Linked DNA regions of Homo sapiens: region 2 is linked to region 1. A link is a contact called in ENCODE Hi-C data. All regions are on one chromosome and are shown on one strand. Each heading gives the region's core, a stretch centred on a gene start or an enhancer-like site at or near the end of the contact. The rest is flanking DNA. Distances are from core to core; before and after follow the strand shown.

Region 1 (6,663 bases), core at 2,140-4,639:
CTTTATCGTTCTCAGGCTCAGAGCTTGAATTTGCCTATCTTAACATATACAATTAATGCAGAAATCCTCTTGAAAATGTTGTATGACTTTCCAGTCTCATGTTTCACTTGAATTAAGTCACCTCAAGGCATAGCTCCAATTATGGGTTGTGTGGTAAGAGGCTTCTCAGCACAGTCAGGAGAAAGAGTGTGTGACTCTGCTTAGAATGTAGTAACCCACTTTAGACCTTTATGACTTTTTCTCTTCTGTCATAAAATGGGGGCGATAATTCATGTTAAACATTCACCAAACATTTTTCAAAAAGTGCCAGGCTCTGGGATAGATGTTGAGAAATAAAATTTTAAAAGAAAAATAAAAGAGAGAGAGAGGAAGGAAGAAAGGAAGGAAAGGAGCGCGAGAAAGGCTTCTGTTCTGGAGAATCTACTCTAGAAAGCATTGTTTCTGTTGTAAGATAGGTGGTTGTGGGTAGGTTGAAAGATAGGCAAATAAAGAAAACAGATTTTCATAAGTACTTTGAAATCACGGAGTAAAATCTCATGTAGATTTAAGATCCTTTTATATAGAGAGAAATCCCCAGAGCAATAGACTGCACTGTTCTTCACTTACATTAAAATAAGATACTGCTCCAGGATTCTGAATTTAGCAGCTGTTGGTACATGTGTCTCTTGCCACACTCATAAAGGTTTTTAATGTACAATAACATAGCATATAGCTCATCCCTTCTATGGTCGGATGCATTATTTATAATTAACTAACTTTGTACCATCTTCATGTGTGGAAGGAGCAATAATTGGAGCTATCCATTTTTAGTTCACAGAAAACAAGACTCTCTTCATTTTTGACAGTGCCATTTACCTACCACCCTTTCTGCCAATGATTTGAATTGTTCAGTTGTGGCTCTTGTTTTATTTTAATGCATTCACATTTTACCACTATGCAAAGATGTCTGTTCAAAATGAATTAGTCTGAAAGCCCATCTGAGAATGCTGGGAGGCTAGCTGCATCCCCACTGCTTCAGCACAGATGCATGGGGCAGAGCTGAAAGGCCACAATGTCGGTACCTGAATTCATTCTTCTCTAAAGTGAAAATGATCATACTGATATTTCAAAATCTGAAAACAACATTGGAAGAATATTTGCCTGGCAGATGTTCGCGCATTAATTCTCTCTGACTCACCTTGCCCTCGCATCATGAGACACTTTGAATCCATAGAAATAACCCTGCCCCACACTTTGTTCTGAGAAATGTTCTGTACATCTAGTAGCTGTGTTTACTAACCCTAAATTCTAGGCTCCCCTCTGCAAACAGATAGGAATCTCTGGAGTCAGCTCCCCGTTTCCCCCAACTCTACTCTCTCATAAATGTGGTTGGAGGCCATGGGTCCTCTTCCTCTATCAGGGGCCATGTAGAGGCACAATCCAGATTTTACAGGAAGTTGTGTCAGAAGAGGATCCTTGTTTGGGAATAAACCTCAGTGGAGGAGACGAGGCTCTGTATCAGCCCAATTGTTCGAGGTTCAACTCATTTCAAAAGCAGATATAGTACTTACAAAGGGGACTTGAGTGCTACTCATGACTTGAAGGAGTTTTGAATAGGGTACAGGAGTCAACCAGTTGAAATAGAAAGCAGAAAATAAACAACCTAAACGGCCGAATATAGGTACAAATGATATAGTTCTGGAGTAATACATTCTGGCTAGGGAAACTTAGGAGTTATTTACAGAAGAATGTAAGCATCTGAGTTGAGACCTGGATGATCAGATAATTTCAACAGTCAGAAGAATTTTAACTAGTAAGTGGGGTGGTTGGGTAAAGGACACTGTGAGGGAAAGAATGGAATAAGCATAGTTACTGAAGCACCCAAGCAAAAGCAAGTGTGGCTATTTGGACTGGGCTAGGGGTTACTACGGGGCCAAAACAGAAGAGTGATGAGGAGTTAGAGGCCACATTTCACCTCAAAGTTAAATGATTTGAAATTTATTCTGCTAGCAGTCGTCTACTGTTTGATTTTCAGCAGCAAATGATCTAAGCAAGACATTTATTTTTAAAATGTTAAAATATATCTTATTAAATATTACCAAAATAGTATGGGAAATGAAGAGACTGAATGTGTTACTAATCCCCAACTGAGAATGGAATTGTTCATTTGTGAAGCTTGATATTTCCCTGTATTTTTATTACTACTAAGCTATTATTTTTTACATTTGAGGTCAGAGCTTGGGTTGGTTTATGCCAAAGTGTCATCTCAGCTATCTGTGAGAAGCTCCATGTGTGGAGTGCAACAGGAGTCCCAGCCTGCTCTAGGATTTCCACGACCTGGCACTGCACTCACATGTCGTAGTAGCCGGGGCACACTGCCTTCTCCTGTCTGCATGTAGGTCTTTACCGAATACCAGGTCCCATTTTTAAATAAGAGGCTCCTTCTACTTGTTTGTCCCATGCTTCCCCTATTTATACTGCCTGAGAAATTGTTTTCCATCAGTAAAGCTGATTAGTCTTTTCTGTTTTCCCTTGATCTTTGTTAGCATCTGGGCTACAGAAGTTGTCCTCCTATATTAATCTGGGTATTTCGGTTTTGCTTTTCCAAAGGACAGCAAGCTCAGCCAGGCTGCCTCTCAGTTCCAAGGGAGTGCTCATTCCCTCCTTCCCCAGCCCTTGCTCTTTCCAAAAGGATGATTTCTGTCGTCCCAGGGCTTATCCCCTCCCACTCCAGCTCCTCCCATCATTTGAGTCAATCCCACAGCCCCCACTATGGCTCTATTATATAGTTGTCGTCTTCCCATAACCAAAAGGTTTTAACGCCAGCCTGGCAGCGTCTTTAGACTCTCGCACTCCCAAACTGTCCCCTCCTCCAGCTCGACTCCTCCGGGAGCGCGCGGCCACCGCTGCAAGCCCAGAACACAAACGCCTAGAGCTTCCTCCGCTTAGAAACCCGGGGCGCTTGGCCCCGCCTCACCTGCTTTCGGCCCCGCCCCGCCCGCCGCCGGCCTGCTCACGGCTCCTCCCGTCCTCCCCGAAGCCCCGCCTCTGACCCCGCCCTGTCCTGTCTCCGTCCCGCCCCACGCCCGCCAGCCAGCGTCGCTGTCTCTCGCCTTCCCTGAGGCCCCGCCTTCAGCCCCGCCTTCAACCCCGCCCCGTCCTGCCTCCGCCCCGCCCCCGCTTGCCGGCCCGCGTCGCCGTCTCACCCTCCCCGGGCTGCGCGGCCGGAGCTGGCACAGAGGATCCTCGGCCGCGGCGACATCACCGCCTGGGCACGCGGGCGCTGCTCTGGATACGGCGCCACCGAGAGAACCCGCCGCCCGCGGGTCTCTGTCCTGCGGTCCGTGGTTGCCCCCACAAGCGTCCGGCGTTTCCTGAGGGCGGGCGTGTCCGGGCCGTGCGGGTCGCGGGGACCGAGCGCGGCTGAGGAGACCGAGCTGGGGCAGCGCCTGCCGTAGCGCGGGAGACGACGCGGGGGTCTTGCGGAGCCCCGCGGGAGCCTGGCCCGCCGTGCAGAGCAGTTTTCTGGAACTCTCCACCTCCGTCTCCCTTGGGGCCCAGTGCGGCGCCGAGCCCCCGTCGGGATCTGCCTGAGGTAAGCGGACTTGGTGGCTCAGGGGTCTCTCGCCATCCTGCCTCACTCAGCCCCAGAGCGGGGAGCGGAGAATGGGGGCGGCAGGGTCGGAGGACGCCAGTGAAAAAATGCAACAGGCGGGGCGGATCAGGAAACTCCTAGCCTGAATGTTTCCTACAGAGGGGAGACTTGTCCAAGACTGAAACTTGCTTAGGTTCTTCCAGCCGCGGACGGGCACGGAGAGGCGTCTTTCGACACCGGGGTCCGAGCTCCCTCTGGCGGCTCCACCTGAGGACAGGGACTCGGCCACAGGTGAGCGCCGAGCGCGGAGCTCCCGCCCCTCGGCTTGGCGCCTGGTCACGATTCGCGGTTACCCCGCCGAGAAAAGTGACTGGTCCGAGTAGTTCTCATTAGGAAGATACCTTCTGATCCCATGAACTCTAAACCTTCCCCCGGAATTAAAAAAAAAAAAAAAAAAAAAGATCTTTTCAACTTTCAGTTTTTTGTCCCTCGGTCCTTGGGAACAAGAAATAACAAGGATAGCAGGACTCATCTTTGTGTAAACTGCATTTGAATACAAACATTTTTTAAGTGACTGAAGCCACGTTAGTGGCGTTAAACTATAGATATTGTCGGGAGAGTTCTATCTTGTATATTTTGTATTGTTAGTTGCTTGTCTTCTGCTGACGGTCACTGGTTTCCAAATAAGTGCGTGTAAATGGATAAGAAAAAAATCACTTGCCCTAGCTTAGGTTGCAGATAATATGAGATTTTACTGTGATTCTAAAATTTCTATTAAGTGATTGCAGAATGTTTAAGTCATCAGTTTATATTCATTCTCAGCATACCTGAAGCCTCAGAGAATTTTTATTTTGTCCCCCATCCCCAGAAAAGTGTCATGAAAAAAGAGCAGAAGAGAGACCTCACTGTTGCTGAAAGGGGAATTTTCTTTCCCCGTTGGCGGTTACTTCATGATCGGACGAGAAGTATCTAGGTGACTGAAGATATTCCATTTTTATGTTTGTACACATGAAGCTGATAAAAGAAGATGTGAACATGATTTCTCTTTGTCATAATAGGCTGATGAGTAAGTAAGCCTGAAAAATATTTGAAATGAAGGCAAGAATTTTGAATTTTTAAAAACCAACTAAGACTTTGATCACTTGTTGAGGATGTTTCTCTCTCATAAATGAAAGAAAAACGTATTCACAAGACAAGAAGTATAAAAAGTTGAGAGGAATGACAACTGAGTCCACTCACTCGAAGAATGTCAGTACTTCATCATCTTCTTTGGGCAAACATACACAAATGCATCATACATGTGTGGTGAGCTTATCACCAGTGATGGTTTTCTGTGCTAGAAATGACTCTTAATTTGAATTTTGGAGTGCTTTTTCTCTTTTTTTACAATGTGTGTTCCAACTCTTTGTGTTAAATAGATTTAAGTAAAGGAGGTAAATGCTAAATTCATAGTGTTTTTTACCTGTATCACTTCCCTGTGTATTATGGAAAAATTAGAGATTTTAACGTTATTCAAAGTTTTACTGGAAGCAAAACTGTGCCAGGGACAGAGATATACAATTTAAGTTTTCTCTTTTTGGCAACTGCACTTGCTTAAAATGTACTGAATGTCAGCTGGATTTCACAGCATATCAGATTTACAGTCTTTGTCTTATCAAGGCCTTTACTGTATGTTTTATACTAACCAGATGGGAAACACATTGAGCATCATATCTGACATGTATGCCTAAGGGAGGAGCTCCCCCATGGATCATGGCGTTAATGTTTACAGGACATTTACTATTCTTAGCATTATTGATGTTTGCTTTCTCTACTTTTGAGGAATCTGTGAGCAATTATTCCGAATGGGCAGTTTTCACAGATGATATAGATCAGTTTAAAACACAGAAAGTGCAAGATTTCAGACCCAACCAAAAGCTGAAGAAAAGTATGCTTCATCCAAGTTTATATTTTGATGCTGGAGAAATCCAAGCAATGAGACAAAAGTCTCGTGCAAGCCATTTGCATCTTTTTAGAGCTATCAGAAGTGCAGTGACAGTTATGCTGTCCAACCCAACATACTACCTACCTCCACCAAAGCATGCTGATTTTGCTGCCAAGTGGAATGAAATTTATGGTAACAATCTGCCTCCTTTAGCATTGTACTGTTTGTTATGCCCAGAAGACAAAGTTGCCTTTGAATTTGTCTTGGAATATATGGACAGGATGGTTGGCTACAAAGACTGGCTAGTAGAGAATGCACCAGGAGATGAGGTTCCAATTGGCCATTCCTTAACAGGTTTTGCCACTGCCTTTGACTTTTTATATAACTTATTAGATAATCATCGAAGACAAAAATACCTGGAAAAAATATGGGTTATTACTGAGGAAATGTACGAGTATTCCAAGGTCCGCTCATGGGGCAAACAGCTTCTCCATAACCACCAAGCCACTAATATGATAGCATTACTCACAGGGGCCTTGGTGACTGGAGTAGATAAAGGATCTAAAGCAAATATATGGAAACAGGCTGTAGTGGATGTCATGGAAAAGACAATGTTTCTATTGAATCATATTGTTGATGGTTCTTTGGATGAAGGTGTGGCCTATGGAAGCTACACAGCTAAATCCGTCACACAGTATGTTTTTCTGGCCCAGCGCCATTTTAATATCAACAACTTGGATAATAACTGGTTAAAGATGCACTTTTGGTTCTATTATGCCACCCTTTTACCTGGCTTCCAAAGAACTGTGGGTATAGCAGATTCCAATTATAATTGGTTTTATGGTCCAGAAAGCCAGCTAGTTTTCTTGGATAAGTTCATCTTAAAGAATGGAGCTGGAAATTGGTTAGCTCAGCAAATTAGAAAGCACCGACCTAAAGATGGACCGATGGTTCCTTCAACTGCCCAAAGGTGGAGTACTCTTCACACTGAATACATCTGGTATGATCCCCAGCTCACACCACAGCCACCTGCTGATTATGGTACTGCAAAAATACACACATTCCCTAACTGGGGTGTGGTTACTTATGGGGCTGGGTTGCCAAACACACAGACCAACACCTTTGTGTCTTTTAAATCTGGGAAGCTGGGGGGACGAGCTGTGTA
Region 2 (6,113 bases), core at 2,518-5,017, 6.8 Mb before region 1:
TAACGGATGAGGAAGAAATTTGGGCTTGACTGAAGTAATGGGGGCTGTCCCTGAAGCCTTGCGCCAGTACAGCCCAGGTAAGTTGCTGAGGCTGATGGGTGTCAGGGTCAGTCTAAGTGAAAGCGAAGAGAGGCTGGGATGAAAGGTGCAAAGGAATAGTAAAGAAAGCATGTTTGAGATCCAGAACAGAATGGGTTATGGAGGGGTAAAATGGGGGAATTGTAAGGAGAGTTTATAGGCTTTATAAGGCCATGCTGTAACAAGTGAGTGATAACAGGCTTTAATTCTTTTAAAGCGTGCTGTGGGATGGGATATTGGTGTTGAGCAGGGTAAGGGTGATTAGGTTTTAATGGGATGGTAAGGGGTGCATGATCAGTTGCCAAGGAGGGAGTAGAGATGTCTCATACTTGTGGATTAAGGTGAGGAGATACAAGGAAAATATGTGAAGGAGGCTTTGAACTGGGAAAAAGGGTGACAATGAGGTGTGGCTGTAGCCTAGGAATAGTCAGGGAAGCAGATAATTTAGTTAAAATGCCTCGACCTAATAAGGGAACTGGGCAGGCGGGAATAACTAAAAAGGAGCGCATAAAAGAATACTGTCCCAGTTGGCACCAGAATTGGGGAGTTTTAAGAGGTTTAGAAGCCTGGCCGTCAATACCCACAACTGTTATGGAGGCAAGGGAAAGAGGCCCTTGAAAAGAAGGTAATGTGCAGTGGATAGCCTCCGTATTAAGAAGGGGATGGACTCATCCTCCACTGTAAGAGTTACCTAAAGCATCTATCATGGTCCAGGAGGCTTCCAAGGCGATCGGGCAGTGTCAGTCTTCAGCCACTAAGCCGAGAAGATCTGGGAAGGAGTCAGTCAGTGAGCCTTGCGCCAGAGTTCCAGGAACTCTAGGAATGGCTGCCAGGTGAGTTGGACAGTCCAATTTCCAGTGGGGTCCTGCACAGATGGGACATTGCTTAGGAGGAATCCGGGCTGCAGACATTCCTTGGCCCAGTGGCCACATTTTCAGTACTTGAAGCAAGATCCTGGGGTAGGAGGTCTTGGAAGAACGCCTGGCCACTGCGGTTTAGGCGTTTTGAAATTCTTGTATGCTGGAGATGTGGCTGAAGTTTCTCTCACAGCAGAGGCAAGTAATTGCCACTCTTCTCTATTATTGTACACCTTGAAGGCAAGGTTAAGTCCTGTTGTGGGGTTTGAGGGCTGGAATCCAATTTTTGGAGCTTTTTCTAACGTCAGGAGTGGGTTGGGTAATAAAATGCATACTGAGAATAAGACGGCCTTCTGGCCTCTCTGGGTCTAGGGCGGTAAGGCGTTTAAGGGTTGTTGCCAAACGGGCCATGAACTGGGCTGGGGTTTTATATTTGATGAAAAAGAGCCTAACTGTTTTGGGAGAGGTCGGATAAAGAAAACAGGAGCAACAACCTTGACTATGCCTTTAGCTCCAGCCACCTCTTTAAGAGGAAATTGTTGGGCAGGTGGGGTAGGGCTAGTCAAGGAACAAAACCATAAGCCGGACTAGGTGTGAGGAGGGGAAGTGATAGAAGGATTATAGAGTGGGGGAACAGAGGCTGCGGAAGAATTGGGACCTGGCTCAGCCCGGCGAGCAGGGGAGAGGTCAGATGGCTCCACAGAAAAGGAGGATTCAAAGTACTCAGAGCTTGGGGTGGAGACCGAAGGAACACACAGGAGAGAAAGAAGAAAGATTTGGGATGAGTCGCATTGGGAGCAGAGACTAGGGCGGGACTGATGTGTAGAAGAATGCCTGGATGTCAGGAACCTCAGACCATTTGCCCATTTTACGACAAGAATTATCTAGATCTTGTAGGGTGGAGAAATTGAAAGTGCCATTTTCTGGCTATTTGGAACCACTGTCAAGTTTGTATTGGGGTCAGGTGGTATTGCAGAAGAAAATAAGGTGTTTAGGTTTTAGGTCAGGCGAGAGTTGAAGAGGTTTTAAGTTCTTGAGAACACAGGCTAAGGGAGAAGAAGGAGGAATGGAGGGTGGAAGGTTGCCCATAGTGAAGGAGGCAAGCCCAGAGAAAAGAGAGGGCAGAGACACAGGGGGGGTCGGTACTTGACACCAAGGTGAAGGATCAAGGCAGGTGTCCCTGTGGTGATCAGACACCTCTGAAATGTGGGTGAATAATCAGGCAGGCATCCCTGCAGTGATTAAACACCAAGGGAAGACTGTCTTCTCGAGTCCGTGACCAGTGCCGGAGTTTTGGGTTCACGGATAAAACACATCTCCTCTGTCTCTATCAGAAAAGGAAAGGAACTGAAATTAAGGGAAGGGATAGATTGAAGGGTGGTGCCAAAATTGAAAGGAGAAAGAGGTTGAGAGATAGTGAGAGAGGTTGGAGAAGAGAGTAAAAAGAAGCTGCTTACCCAATTTAAAATTGGTGAGATGTTCCTGGAGCTGGTTGGTCTGAGGACCCGAGGTTGTAGGTGGATCTTTCTCACAGAGCAAAGAGCAGGAGGACAGGTGACTGTCTTATCAGTTAAGGCAGGAACCGGCCATTTTCACTTCTTTTGTGATTCTTCAGTTGCTTCAGCATTTTCACTTCTTTTGTGATTCTTCAGTTGCTTCAGGCCATCTGGATGTATATGTGCAGGCTTGGGCTCAGAGGCCTGACATGCGTGTGTTTTGTGTTTTTCTGGATAGGCATGCATTCCTATGGAGGAGGTAAGCAGGGGGAAGGGAGCTCACATTCATCAGACACCTAGTATGTGTAGGAACCTTCTGCATCCCTGGAAGGATGGATGACCCCACATGTGAAACCTCTCGTGTGGTTCTTTTTGGAATTAACTACCATTGCTGAAAAGGGCCTACATAAAATATCAAATTTTAACATGCTGGAATTTTTCTTTATTTTTTTTCTCCTTCAAACATTTGTAGCTCTTTATATGTGGTATTTCCTCTGTGTCAGAAGGGAAAGAGGGTGCCCTTTGGGGAAGTTCTCTTCCAGACTCCTAGAAGAGAATCTGATTTACCTTAAATGCACAAACAAGGCCTTGCCATGTCACTGGCCAACCGCAGACAAACTACTTCAGTCACAGAAATAATTTGGACACTTTTGCTTTTTAAGGAAAAGATGATTTCCCTGGATTTTTTTCCTGTGAGGACGAGGCATTCCAAAACCCCAGCGGGGTCAGGCACAGTTCGCCAACTTTATGTTTTGGGGGGCAGCGCATTTGCTTCCCGAAGTGAGTTGCGAAACCGTTTTCTAGCGCGCACGGGGCTTTCATCTCTTCCGTGCATGCGAACGGCTTTCCGAGATGCCCCCTTTATGGGCTTGGCCATCGCTACTTTTGTTACAAATTAACGTCTGGGACTCGGACTGCTGCCAATAGGAAACTCCCGCGATTCGCTGCCTAGTTCGCCGCCCTCACAAGACTGGACTCTGCACAGGCCATCCATGCCCGCTGGTGCACCTCGCTCTCTCGCACGCTTAACCCGCGGGGACGCCCCCGACCTCCCACCTCAGCCCTCGCCACAGTTAGTCCCGCCCTTCCGCGCAGACTCCGTGGAGTCCTGTCACGCTCTCCGCGCGCTGCGGCAGCCGGGAGATTGTGAAGGGCACCTCCGGCAGCCAATTAACACCCGCATACTGGGCGGGACCACGCTTGGGCAGGCGGAGGGGGTCGACCGAAGGCGGGGACTTTTGAGTGACAAGGATGATGGCCAACCGTCGGAGGCCCTTCTACTGCGCCCCGCCCCTGAGCCGGCCGCCCAGCCCCCAGTGGGGTTCCCGGCGCGGGGAATGTCCCGGGTGGAGCTGGCTGAGTCGCGCGCTCTGCTCCACCCGACGGGGCTGTGTGTGCTGGGCCTGGCTCGCGGCGAACCGAGATGGCAGAGCAGTCGGACGAGGCCGTGAAGTACTACACCCTAGAGGAGATTCAGAAGCACAACCACAGCAAGAGCACCTGGCTGATCCTGCACCACAAGGTGTACGATTTGACCAAATTTCTGGAAGAGGTGAGTTGGGGATGAGCGGCTTGGGGCGCAGGGAGCGTGGGCCGGGTTTGGGGGTTCACTGGCATGACCTGTCTTTCGCGGCCCGGAGTCCGCATACCTACGCCTAGGCGCGCCCCCCGAGTTCGCTCACCTGCGCGTGTACGCCTGGGCGCGCTTCCGAGTCCGCACACCTGCGCGTGCAAGCCTGGGCGCCCCCCACCGCCCCAAGTCCGCACACCTGCGCGCTCACACCTGGGAGCGCTCCCCGAGTCCGCACACCTGCTAGTGTACACCTGGGCGCTCTCCTCGAGTCCGCACACCTGCGCGTGCACACCTGGGGAGCGCTCCCTGAGTCCGCACACCTGCGCGTGTACACCTGGGAGCGCTCCCCGAATCCGTACACCTGCGCGTGCACACCTGGGAGCGCCCTGCGCGGCGGCATCCTCGCTAGGTGGTGCTGGAGCAGCCTTCCGGGGATAGCGCGCAGCCATGCGGGGGATTTAAATGATCCCTTTCTCCCTTGAGTTTGAATAGAAGGGTGTCCTTCCAGGACCGGCGGCATTCCCGCAGTGGCCGGCTGGAGACCACCCACCCCGAGAGCTGCGGATCCCGCCGGAGGGGACCCCAAGTGCGGAGGTCGGGTGTGGTCCGGGCCTGCGCTTCCCGCGGCAGCCACTGGCCGACCTTGCGGTCCACACCCACTCGCGTTCGCGTTCACCTGGAAGAGGCTCGGTGTTAATTAACCTTTTCCAGTCACGCCTTGGCAGCCAGGTGCCGTGCTTGACTCCTGAGACCGCGGTGTGTGGCTGGAGCAAGAACACAGAGGCCAGGCAGAGCAGCGGACGTTCTGCGTGGGACTCGCCCCTAACAGCTTTGGAAGGTGTAATAGGAAACGTTGGTTAACTTGAAGACATTCCTTTGATAAGATTCTTTGCATTCGGTTATAATTTTTGCCGCACACGCTAAGGGGCGCTTTTGGTGATTGTCTTAGATCCTCTGGAAGTGTTTTACTACTTTTGGGGGAGTCTCAATCATAAATCTTAACGCATGCTCACGCCCCCTCCCAATAATGAGAAGGTTTAGTGATGGGAATTTTTTACATAGTCGGGGAGCAGGGGACAAAAATAGATGCCTGGTCTGAGCTGGATCACAGTTTATATCAGAGGACTTTGTTTTTGCAGAAAATGTTAAAATCAAAAGGCCTGTTTTAAAAAATGAGGCTGGGCCAAGCACGGTGGCTCACACATGTAATCCCAGCACTTTGGGAGGCTGAGGCGGGTGGATCACTTGAGTCTAGGAGTTCGAGACCAGCTTGACCAACATGGCGAAACCCCATCTCTAACCAAAATACCAAAATTAGCCAGGCCTGGCGGGGCACGCCTGTAGTCCCAGCTACTCGGGAGGCTGAGACAGGAGAATCCCTTAAACCTGGGAGGCAGAGGTTGCAGTGAGCCGAAATCGCACCACTTTGCTCCAGCCTGGGGGACAGAGTGAGACTCTGTCTCTAAATAAATAAATAAAATTAAATAATAAGGCTGGAGTTGATGTTTATTGGTAAGGTATTTCACTCTGGAGCAGTGCCCGAAGATAAAGTCATGTTACCATTTAGTAAGGAGGGGTTTATGTTGGGAAATCAGAGCTGACCTGTCCTCTCCCTCCTGCCCGGCTGCAGATCTTGTCATATAACATCAATTCTCATTAACTCTAAATGTGGAATTTTAAGATACAGTGTGTGCTTTGTCTATTTGTGCTTATAGAAGAAGTAGCATAAGAGAATATTAGGATATTTTATATTATGAAGCATTTTCTTCTTTTCTTGTCTTCTCCTAAAGCGAGTTTTTTCAACCCTGGCACTGTTGACATTTTGGGCCAGCCGATCTTTGTTGTGGCGTCTGTCCTGGGCATTGTAGGATATTGAGCCACCTCCCTGAGTTCTACCCACTAGATGACCGGTACCACCACCTCCCCTATTTTTTTTTTTTTTTTTTTTTGAGACAGAGTTTTGCTCTTGTGGCCCAGGCTGGAGTGCAATGGTGTGATCTCGACTCACTGCAACCTCTGCCTCCTGGGTTCAACCAATTCTCCTGCCTCAGCCTCCCAAGTAGCTGGGATTACAGGCGCACACCATCACGCCCAGCTAATTTTTGTATT

What was found. Hi-C counts contacts between places; a loop is a spot of excess contacts on that map. Pooled maps may share reads with other maps.
Region 2: a loop to region 1 is called in a map of CD4-positive, alpha-beta T cell, with 10 times the contacts of the local background. The contact joins the promoter of CYB5A here to the promoter of DSEL-AS1 in region 1. A Hi-C loop is called at or near these places in 3 of 168 maps with a recorded cell type or tissue (CD4-positive, alpha-beta T cell, CD4-positive, alpha-beta memory T cell and naive thymus-derived CD4-positive, alpha-beta T cell) and 7 of 50 pooled maps.

The regions. Positions count from the first base shown.
Region 1 is chr18:67,513,272-67,519,934 of GRCh38, reverse strand. DSEL-AS1 (DSEL antisense RNA 1) reads right to left here and starts at 3,389. Exons shown (of 5, transcript NR_033921.1): 1 at 3,186-3,389. DSEL (dermatan sulfate epimerase like) reads left to right here and starts at 3,215. Exons shown (of 2, transcript NM_032160.3): 1 at 3,215-3,574; 2 at 4,443-6,663. The coding sequence starts at 5,327.
Region 2 is chr18:74,289,617-74,295,729 of GRCh38, reverse strand. CYB5A (cytochrome b5 type A) reads left to right here and starts at 3,767. Exons shown (of 5, transcript NM_148923.4): 1 at 3,767-3,983. The coding sequence starts at 3,855. RefSeq lists enhancers at 2,679-2,848, 3,208-3,267, 3,557-3,726, 3,806-3,975, 4,581-5,188.